Linked DNA regions of Homo sapiens: region 1 is linked to region 2. A link is an interaction called in ENCODE POLR2A ChIA-PET data of the cell type or tissue named here. Cell type or tissue: K562. All regions are shown on one strand. Links, peaks and the distances in the headings refer to the core of each region. The heading gives the core; the rest is flanking DNA.

Region 1 (5,381 bases), core at 200-5,199, 220 kb before region 2:
CAAAGTGCACAGATTACAGACATGAGCCACTACACCTGGCCTATTTTTTAAAAATTTTTGAGACATATATTTCTATTGTCATTTCTTTCTCTTTTTTTTTTCATGAAGAAGTTTTACTCTGTCACCCAGGCTCAATTGCAGTGGCATTATCATGGCTCACTGCAACCCTGACCTCCTAGGCCCAAGCGATCCTCCTGTCTCATCCTCCTGAGTAGCTGGGACTATACATGCCACAATGGCCAGTTAATTTTTTTCTTTTTTTTTTTTTTTTTGCAGAGATGAGGTCTCAGTTTGTTGCCCAGGCTGGTTTCAAACTCCTGAGCTCAAGTGATCCTCCCACCTTGACCTTTCAAAGTCCTAGCATTATAGGCGTGAGCCACCGTGTCCACCCAATTTTTTTAAAAATTTTAATTTTAGGCTGCAGGTTGCACGTGCTGGTTTGTTGCATTGGTATATTGTATGATGCTGAGGTTTGGGCTTGTAATCATCCCATTGTCCAGGTAGTGAACAGAATAGAATATCCAATAGGTTATTTTCAGCTGCCCCTTATGGAGTTCCCAGTGTCTGTTGTTCCCATCTTTGCGTCCGTGCGTATTCAATGTTTAGCTCCCACTTATAACGAAAACGTGGTATTTGGATTTCTTTTTTTTTTTTTTGAGATGGAGTTTTGCTCTTGTTGCCCAGCCTGGAGTGCAATGACGCGATCTCGGCTCACCGCAACCTCTGCCTCCCGGGTTCAAGCAATTCTCCTGCTTCAGCCTCCCAAGTGGTTGGGATTACAGGCATGCGCCACCACGCCCGGCCAATTTTGTAATTTTAGTTGAGACAGGGTTTCTCCATGTTGGCCAGGCTGGTCTCGAACTCCCAACCTCAGGTGATCCATCCACCTCAGCCTCCCAAAGTACTGGGATTACAGGCGTGAGCCACTGGGCCCGGCGGTGTTTGGATTTCTGTTTTTGCCTTAATTTGCTCAGGGTCATGGCCTCCAGCTGCATCCACGTTGCTCCAAAGCACATGGTTTAGTTCCTTTTTTTTTTTTTTTTTTTTTGAGACAGAGTCTCAATCTGTCACCCAGGCTGGAGTGCAGTGGCGCAATCTCGGCTCACTGCAACCTCTGCCTCCTGGGTCCAAGTGATTCTCCTGCCTCAGCCTCCTGAGTAGCTGGGATTACAGGCTCATGCCACCACACCTGGCCTCCATTTACATTTTTTAAAAATGATTTTAAAAAATTTCTGAGATAGGGTCTCACTCCCATAACCTAGGCTGGAGTGCAGTGACACAATCTCGGTTCACTGCAGCCTTGACTTCCTGGGCTCAAGCGATCCTCCTGCTTCAGCCTTCTGAGTAGTTGGGACTACAGGCTTGCGCCACTACCCTGGCTAATTTCTGTATTTTTAGTAGAGCTGGGGTTTCACCATGTTGCCCAGGCTGGTCTCGAACTGCTGGGCTCAAGCAATCCTCCCACCTCAGCCTTCCTTCCAAAGTGCTGGGATTACAGGCATGAGCCAGCATGCCTGCACGGCTGATTGACATTTTTTGAAGTTCTCTCCTTAAGGAGGGAACTCTCCAGTTGGAGATGTTAATTTATCAGCAGCCCATGAGCCACCCAGAGAGCAGCAGGACAGGTCCCTGCAGGGAGACCTGGTGGGCCAGAACCTGCCCGGGGCCCCTTAGATCGGGCTGGGGCCACGGGTGGCTGCTCTCTCCCTAGGCCTGCAGGATTGGAACCTGATCTGAGAGTCCCAGATGCCTCTCTTCCTTCGAGATTATTTGTAGCAAGCTCTCTGTGCTCCAGGAGAGCTGGGTCTTGGGCGGTCTCCTCCCCTGCTGCCTCTCTGGTACTAGAATGTAACAGATGCATGCCCTGTCTACCCAGTATAGGGAGGGACAGACCAAGGACACGGTGGTAAATGAGTACATTGCACGTGGCGTTTAAAGACTAGAAGTGCCCGCCGGGCGCAGTGGCTAACGCCTGTAATCCCAGCACTTTGCCGGGGTGAGGCAGGCGGATCACCTGAGGTCAGGAGCTTGAGACCAGCCTGGCCAACATGACGAAACTCCGTCTCTACTAAAAATACAAAAATGGCCAGGTGTGGTGGCTCATGCCTGTAATCCCACCACTTTGGGAGGCCGAGGCGGGTGGATCACGAGGTCAAGAAATGGAGACCATTCTGGCTAACATGGTGAAACCCCGTCTCTACTAAAAATACAAAAATTAGCTGGGCGTGGTAGCATGTGCCTGTAGTCCCAGCTACTTGGGAGGCTGAGGCAGGAGAATTGCTGGAACCCAGGAGGCAAATGTTTCAGTGAGCCGAGATAGCACCACTGCACTCTGGCCTGGACGACAGAGCAAGACTCTGTCTCAAAAAAAAAAAAAAAAAAAAAAAAGGGTGGGGAGAGAATGGAGCGGGAGGAGGGTCTGTATCACCACAGGGTCTTGGCTAGTGTGGGCTTTGCACTCAGTAGGTGCTCACCATTTCAAGAATCAGAGTTCATGCTTCTGCAACTGGCTGCTAGGGAGGGCAGATGCCCTAGGTACTGGACCCAGGGGCATGAAATGAACATTGGTCCACCCTCTATTGACTGAGCACATACTCCAGCAGATGCATAGATGCTAGAGATGCACAGATGCTAGAGATGCACAGATGCACAGATCTCCTGCGTGCTCACAATGCCAATGAATGATGGAGGGAATGAATGAATGAGGGAATGAGTGAAGGAGGGAATGAATGAATGAGGGAATGAGTGAAGGAGGGAATGAATGAGGGAACGAGTGAAGGAGGGAATGAATGAATGAGGGAAGGAGGGAATGAATGAATGAGGGAATGAGGGAATGAATGAACAAAGGAGGGAATGAATGAGTGAAATGAGTGAATGAATGAGGGAGAAATAGACCCATGACCTGGTGGCTCTGCACAAGGCTTTGATGGGGAGAGTGAAGGTGACAGGGAGGGCTCCCAGGGTAGAACAGAGAGCTCCCTGACACCAGCCAGTGCCCCACTGACCAAGTGCGGCCCCATTTTGAGGGAGCTGTGATTGGGGAGCAGTAAGCATGGTGCATGGGCCATGTGGTGCCTGGAAGGTTTCCTGAGGGAGGCAATGAGGCTGCTGGGGGGAGCTCTGTGAGTGGGTGTGTGTGTGGGGGCTGTGCTCAGCTCAGTGAGCTTGTGGGTCATGGTGGGTAGGGAAGTATTGTCACTAGGAGTTCAGCAGCCTGCTCATATCCCAAAAGTAGCCAGAGGGGCCTTCTAGGGGCTTCCAGGGTAAGTGGTTTGACCCATGCAGGAAGTCTCATGAAAACCCTGGACCTTTGTTTTTAGAAATTGCGGATGCTCTCCCCCAACAGACCCCGGCACCCTCCTATCTCCATGGCTTTCATTGTGAACCCCTCCTGGGGCCCATGAGCCTCATGGAGCCGGCCCCTGCCCACCTCAGACTTCATTCCCCTTTCATGTCGCTTTCCCCTAATTCCCCCCACACTGACCTCCACGCTGGTCCTCAACTGTGCCCCATTCCCAGGCCTGTTCCCACCCCAGGGCCTTTGCACTGGCTGCATTCCGGATGTACCCACAGCGACTCCCTTTTGCCTCACCAGGTCCTGCTCAGATGCCGCCTGCCTCTCTCAAGGGCCTCCCCTGCCTCTGCCCTTGGTCCGTGTGACTGACCACATCACCCCTTGCAGTCTTGTCACCATCCAGCACGGCCTGGTATTCAGTCATATACATGGAAGGGGTCTCTCTTCCCAGAGGACTGTGAACCCCAGAGGGTGGGGCCTGGTGGTCTGGATGCTCTGTCCCCAGAGCTGAGAACAGTGCCTAAAGCACAACAGACACTGGTATGCACCAGCTGCCTGAATGAATGAAGGAAGGAGGGAATGAATGAATGAAAGAGGGAGTAAATGATAAATGGAGGGAAAGAATAAAGGAGGGAATGAATGATGGAGGGAATAAATGCATGAAAGAGGTAATAAATGAACAAAGGAGGGAATGAAAGAGTGAAGGAGATAATAAATAAGGATGGAATGAGACCAGATGCGGTGGCCCACGCCTGTAATCCCAGCACATTGGGAGGCCAAGGGAGGACCACCTGAGTCCAGTAGTTCGAGACCAGCCTGGCCAACATGGTGAAACCCTGTCTCTACAAAAAATACAAAAATTTTGCTGGCCCTGGTGACGTGCACCTGTAGTCTCAGCTACTAGGGAGGCTGAGGTGGGAGGATTGCTTGAGCCTGGGAGGTCTGCAGTAAGCCATGATCATGGACTCTAGTCTGGGCGACAGAGTGAGACCCTGTCTCAAAAAAAAAGTACTGAATGAGTGAAGGGGGGAAAGAATGAATGACGGAGGGAGGGAAAGAGTGAGTGAAGTAGGGAATGAGTGAATGAAGATGGAATGAATGATGGAATGAATGAAGGAGAGAATGAGGGAGGGAATGAAAGAGGGAAAGAACGAAGAAGAGCATGAATGAATGACCGAGAGGATGAATGAATATAGGTGCTGAAGTCCACTGTGAACATTTTGGGGGGTGTGAGCAGCCATTGCAGGGATCTGGGGAGGCCTGGGAAAGGCAGGGGAGATCCAAAGGATGGATTTGGTGATTTTGATGCAGAAGCTGGAGGGAGGCAGTGGCCGGGCCAGGCTGAAACAGGGGCAGGTGGGTGGAGCCCCTGCCCTGTGTTGGTCAGGGCTGGGCAGGGCCAGGTACTACAACAAACACACCCCACATTCCAGTGGCTTACCCCAGTACAAGGTTATTGGTTCCCAGAGCCAGGGGCGCAGGGTGGTGGGGCAGGGAGCCAGGAAGGGGTGGGGACCACTCATTTCTCCAGCTTCTCAACCAAGAAAATCTGAATTTCCAGCTTCTGTGATCTAAACTTTTCCTTTCCTTTCCATTTCCTTTTTGTTTCCTTTTTTTTTTTTTTTTTTGATGGAGTCTTGCTCTTTGGCCCAGGCTGGAGTGAATTTGCGTGATCTCGGCTCACTGCAACCTCTGCCTGCTGTGTTTAAGCAATTCTCCTGCCTCAGCCTCCGGAGTAGCTGGGATTACAGGCGCCCACCATCACGCCTGGCTAATTTTTGTATTTTTAGTAGAGACGGGGTTTCACCGTGTTAGCCAGGATGGTCTCAATCTGCTGACCTCATGATCCACCCGCCTCGGCCTCCCAAAGTGCTAGGATTACAGGTGTGAGCCACCACGCCTGGCCTAAAGCATTTCTTGTTTGTTTGTTTGTTTGTTTGTTTGTTTGTTTTTAAAGTTCATTCTTGGCTGGGCATGGTGGCTCACACCTGTAATTCCAATACTTTGGGAGGCCAGGGCTGGTGGATTACCTGAGGTCAGGAGTTTGAGACCAGCCTGACCAATATGATGAAACCCCGTCTCTACT
Region 2 (5,381 bases), core at 231-5,230:
AAACCCCGTCTCTACTAAAACTACAAAAATTAGCCGGGTGTGGTGGCGCCTGTAGTCCCAGCTACTCGGGAATCTGAGGCAGGAGAATCACTTGAACCTGGGAGACGGAGGTTGCAGTGAGCCGAGATCACGCCACTGCTCTCCAGCCTGGGGGACAGAGCGAGACTCCGTCCCCCACCAGAAAAAGTCAGGCCAGACGTGGTAGCTCACACTTGTAATCCTAGCACTTTGGGATGCGGAAAGATTGCTTGGGCTCAGGAGTTCAAGACCAGCCTGGGCAACAATAGTGAGACCTCATCTCTACTTTATTTATTTTATTTATTTATTTATTTTCTGAGTCAGAGTCTCGCTCTGTCACCCAGGCTGGAGTGCAATGGCACAACCTTTGGCTCACTGCAACCTCTGCCTCCCAGGTTCAAGTAATTCTCCTGCCTCAGCCTCCCGAGTAGCTGGGATTAAGGCGCCTGCCACTACGCCCAGCTAATTTTTGTATTTTTGGTAGAAATGGGGTTTCACCATATTGGCCAGGCTGGTCTCGAACTCCTGACTTCGTGATCTGCCTGCCTCGGCCTCCCAAAGTGCCGGGATTACAAGCGTGAGCCACCACGCCAGGCCCTCTACTTTAAATATGTATATATTTTTTAAGTCAAAAAAAGCAAGGGCTCCCTCTCAACACTCTTTCTGTGTATCTCACTTATATGTCAACTCTGGAAGTGGGTACCATCATTTCCATTTTACAGATGAGGAAACTGAGGCACAAAGGAGTGAGCTGAGGGCCAGGTGGTGTTATGTCCAATGTAAGTATCCTAAGAGCATGTGAAATGAATTTTTGGTTGGGCCTGGCTTGGAAAGGGGCCAGCACGAACCTTGTCTTCTGCAGCCTCCAGTACCTCCGCTGTCGCCACTGGATCCAGCCATGTCCCTAGACCCGCCCTAGCTCAGGGCTACACCCGGACTCACTCTGATCCTCCAAGTCCTGTTTCCCCACTCTAGACTGGCTGGAGACCTCGTGGACTCACAACCAACCTAAGAGGTTGAAGTAGGGAGGGGAGAGAACACTCACCGTGGGGCCTCTCTTTCCTTTGACCCGTGAGAAAACCATAGACCAGGGATGCCAAGGCATTTGCCCAAACCACCCAGGTAGTAGGAGACATTGCTGGACCCCAACTCAGGGGTTTGACTTCTCATATCTATAGGACCACCATAAGGGGACTGTCAGGCAGGCCTATCTCAGACCCTTGGTGCCCGCAGCTGAAAAGCACTCTGGGGCCCTATGAAAATGCTTTACCGGGCCCGGTGGCTCACGCCTGTAATCCCAGCACTTTGGGAGGCTGAGGTAGGCAGCTCACCTGAGGTTAGGAATTTGAAACCAGCCTGGCCACCATGGCAAAACTCCATCTCTACTGAAAATACAAAAATTAGCTGGGCGTGGTGACATGTACCTGCAATCCCAGCTACTCTGGAGGCTGAGGCAGGAGAATCGCTAGAACCTGGGAGGCGGAGGTTGCAGTGAGCCGAGATGACGCCACTGCACTCCAGCCTAGGGGATAGAGCGAGACTCTGTTTCCAAAAAAAGAAAGAAAAAAAGAAAAAGAGAAAGAAAGAAAGAAAACGCTTGAGACCCAGAGGCCTGTTCACTTTGGCTCCAAAATGCAAAAAGAGAACTGCAAAGTCCAAATGAATCGATGTTTAATTACATTCAGACACAGGATGTCACCTTTATTTGGGTTAAATTCAATGCATCTAGAAACAGCCCCGGGGTTGGTTCACTATCCCTAGGAAGACCTCAGGCAGATTGCTACCAGCTGCCAGAGAGCTACTTGTAGCCAGTAGATTTCCAAAATAAAATGATAAATTACAAGAATTAAGTAATACCAGGTGAGCGCTTAGCATATGCAGGGTTACACCCTCGGGCTGTTTTAACTCTTTTAATCCCCACAGCGACCCTACCAGTTCAATTGATGGCGAAACCAAGGCCCAGGGAGGTCGCACCTCTGGGGAGAGACAGAGCTGAGATTTGAACCCCACCAAGCTTGGTGTCTGTGCCCTTGACTCCTCAACCTCACGTTTTACAATAGGGTCATTAGTAGAAAGGGAGGTGCGGGGACGTTGGTGACCGTTAGACTTGCTGCGGGTCTGGATGTCGACACATGGTGCTGCTTGGGGGCCCAGACGTGAGCAGGAATTGGAAACTGGGTCTGGACCCAGGTTGGTCACCTCCGCCGGGGTAACAACACTGCGCGCCACTTTGGTAGGTCGCATCCAGCTCGGGATCTGGACCACGTGGCTGGGATGCAGCACAGCCCCTGACCACGCCCCTGTGACTGCCGCTGCCTGGACCACGGCTGGCGACCAATGAGAAGGCGCACATCAAAAGCTCCGCCTACAAGGCCGTTCTTGCTTGCTGATTGGCCATTTCAGCTTCCCATCACCTCTCCCATCCTCTGGCCTACAGCCTCCCTGGAATTTTTCCCACACATCTCCCCCGCAGGCCTTTGCACACGCTGTTCCCACAGCCAGAGATACCTTTTCCCCTCTTCTCCGGGATAAACTGCTTTATCCCCCCTTCTCTGCTAAGATGGCCCCTCCTCCAGGAAGCCTTCCCTGACTCCCAAAAGTGAGTGGAGGAGGTCAGCTGCTCTCATCACATTAGTTTTCTTATTTGCCTCCCAAGCAGGCTATAAGCTTCTTAGAAGCCAGGACTGGGTCTCAGATAGCTTTGTCTCTCCATTGCCTCACATAGTAGGTACTCAAGAAACGTATGTCAAATGGAATAATTAATGAATTAATCTGGTCTCAAAGATTGAGGAGCACTGAGCTAGCAGTTAGGAGCTAGGAAATCCTGAAGGCAGGGCTGGGACACCCGCTGCTGGCTTGGCACAGAGTCTAACACACAGTGAGTGCTCAATACATGTGTGTGGAATAGAGGAGGGAAGGGACATGTACATCATCCCTGAGGACGGCCCACAGTATGTGCTTGATGTTGGCTCACTGCACCATTTCATAGTCCCCCACAGCCCCAGGGACCTAAGTCAGTCTTATCACAGTTCCAGCCTGTCCAGTTGGCCACCTCTTTCCCCATTTGCCCCCCATAGCCAGCCCTGAGGATGGTGGCGGGAACATGGTTTCACTCTGTCGCCCAGAGTGGAGTGCAGTGCTGTGATCTCGGGTCACTGCAACCTCCACCTCCGGGGTTCAAGCAATTCTCATGCCTCAGCCTCCCAAGTAGTTGAGACTACAGGTGCGCACCACCACACCTGGCTGATTTTTGTATTTTTAGTAGAGACAGCGTTTCTCATGGTGGCCAGATTGGTCTCGAACTCCTGACCTCAAGTGATCTGCCTGCCTCAACCTCCCAAAGTGCTGGGATTACAGGAGTGAGCCACCACACCCAGCCCAAGCCATATATTTCAAAACAAAAATATTCAGCCGGGCCCGGTGGCTCACACCTGTAGCCCTGGCACTTTAGGAGGCTGAGGCAGTGGATCACAAGGTCAGGGGTTTGAGACCAGCCTGGCCAACATAGTGAAACTCCATCTCTACTAAAAATACAAAAAATCAGCTGAGTGTGGTGGTGGGCTCCTGTAATCCCAGCTATTTGAGAGGCTGAGGCAGGAGAATTGCTTGAACCTGGGAGGCAGAGGTTGCAGTGAGCCGAGATCATGCCACTGCACTCCAGCCCGGGTGACAGTGCGAGACTCCATCTCAAAGAAAAATTATATTTATATATATAATATATATAATATACAATATATAGTATATATACTATATTATATATTATATATAGTATATACGATATAGTATATATACTATATATATCATATATACTATATATAGTATATATACTATATATATCATATATACTATATATAGTATATATACTATATACTATATACACTACAGTATATATTTTATATACTATATATACTATAGTATATATTTTATATAGTATATATACTATAGTATATATTTTATATACTATATATACTATAGTATATATTTTATACAGTATATAAAATATATACTATATAAATTATATATACTATATATTGTATATATTATATATACAATATATAATATACGTATATATAATATATAGTATATAGTATATATAATATATAAATATATAATATATAGTATATAGTATATATAATATATAAATATATAATATATAGTATATAGTATATAAATATATAATATATAGTGTATATATAATATATAAAATATATACTATATAATATATATTATATAACATATAAAATATATACTATATAATATATATTATATAACATATAATACATATTACATATATAACATATAATATATTACATTATGTATAAATATATAATATATATTCACCATCAACTTCCACTCTGTGAGAATCAATTGCAACCACACTCTCTTCTCCCAAGAGACCCCCTGTGGTCCCCTTCAGAGCCCCCAGTTCCTCTACCCAGGGCACCTCCTGCTTTCACCCCTTCTTCCAGCCCATTCATGATCACCTGGAGAGTCTGTATCTGGTTCTGTCTCCCTGAGCCTGGAGGATCCTTGAGGCCAGGCTGGAGTGAGAGTAGCACAGAGGGTTTGGCTGGTGGTAGTGGGGAGGGGGATTGTTGAGTAAATGAATGCATCATCTGACTGGCAAACTCCCACACACTCCTCGAAACCCCAGTTGCAAAGTCTCGTTTTTCAGGATAAGTTCCCTGTCTCCCCAGACATAGTCCCCACTTTCCCAGCTCCTGGCTTCACCCTCTATCCCAGCCCTGACATCACAGAGATGGGGGACATCTGTGTCCAGCTGATCTTCCTCCAGACAGATGTCTCCTTGGGCACCAGGACTGAGACCGCTTGGGTATGCCAGCATCACCCAGCACAGGAAAGTTGTCAGGGAGTGTTTATTGAATGAATGAATGAATGGATGGATCTCTTGCAGGGCCTACAGTCAGTTCCCCTGGGTTCACATCCCAGTCATTGCACAGGTCACTGAATCTGTCCCTTGATGTCTCTGACCCTCACTTTCCAGGCAACTACATGTGTTTACTCGAAGCCCATGCCCCAGGTGGTTGTGAAGATAAACTAACACACAAATCTTGTGACTAAAGGGACGTCAGGCTCCCTGGCATCCCAGAGCAGGAGTGAATTTCACCCAGAACCAGCAGCTCTGTCCTCCCCCTGCCACCCCACAGGTGAATCGCCCCACCACTAGCATCAGCACCCAGAACAGGAATGTTGTCAACACAAGTGCTTAGTGAATGCTGATACATAGGGTTGGCCTGAGGACGAGGCAAGGAGACAAGAAAGGTGGCTATTAAAAATCTAACAACCTGAGCTTGGTACAGTGGCTCATGCCTGTAATCCTAGTGCTTTGGGAGGCCAAGGTG

What was found. Peaks named below come from ENCODE experiments on the same cell type or tissue, not always from the same donor. Only the 100,000 strongest peaks of a DNase experiment are listed, where the experiment ranks them.
Region 1: POLR2A ChIA-PET joins it to region 2 with 7 read pairs; 3 of 35 experiments call an interaction of 5 or more read pairs at or near these places.

Annotation. Positions count from the first base shown.
Region 1 is chr19:17,480,287-17,485,667 of GRCh38, forward strand. The region is part of intron 1 of SLC27A1 (solute carrier family 27 member 1); the gene reads left to right. Among named protein-coding and RNA genes, the nearest start is that of SLC27A1, 12 kb to the left of the region's middle. RefSeq lists an enhancer at 2,744-3,245. In K562, for the core only: no CTCF peak of the experiment used is centred there; no DNase peak of the experiment used is centred there.
Region 2 is chr19:17,704,546-17,709,926 of GRCh38, forward strand. No RefSeq gene overlaps it. Among named protein-coding and RNA genes, the nearest start is that of MAP1S, 12 kb to the right of the region's middle. In K562, for the core only: no CTCF peak of the experiment used is centred there; a DNase peak (open chromatin) is centred at 2,336.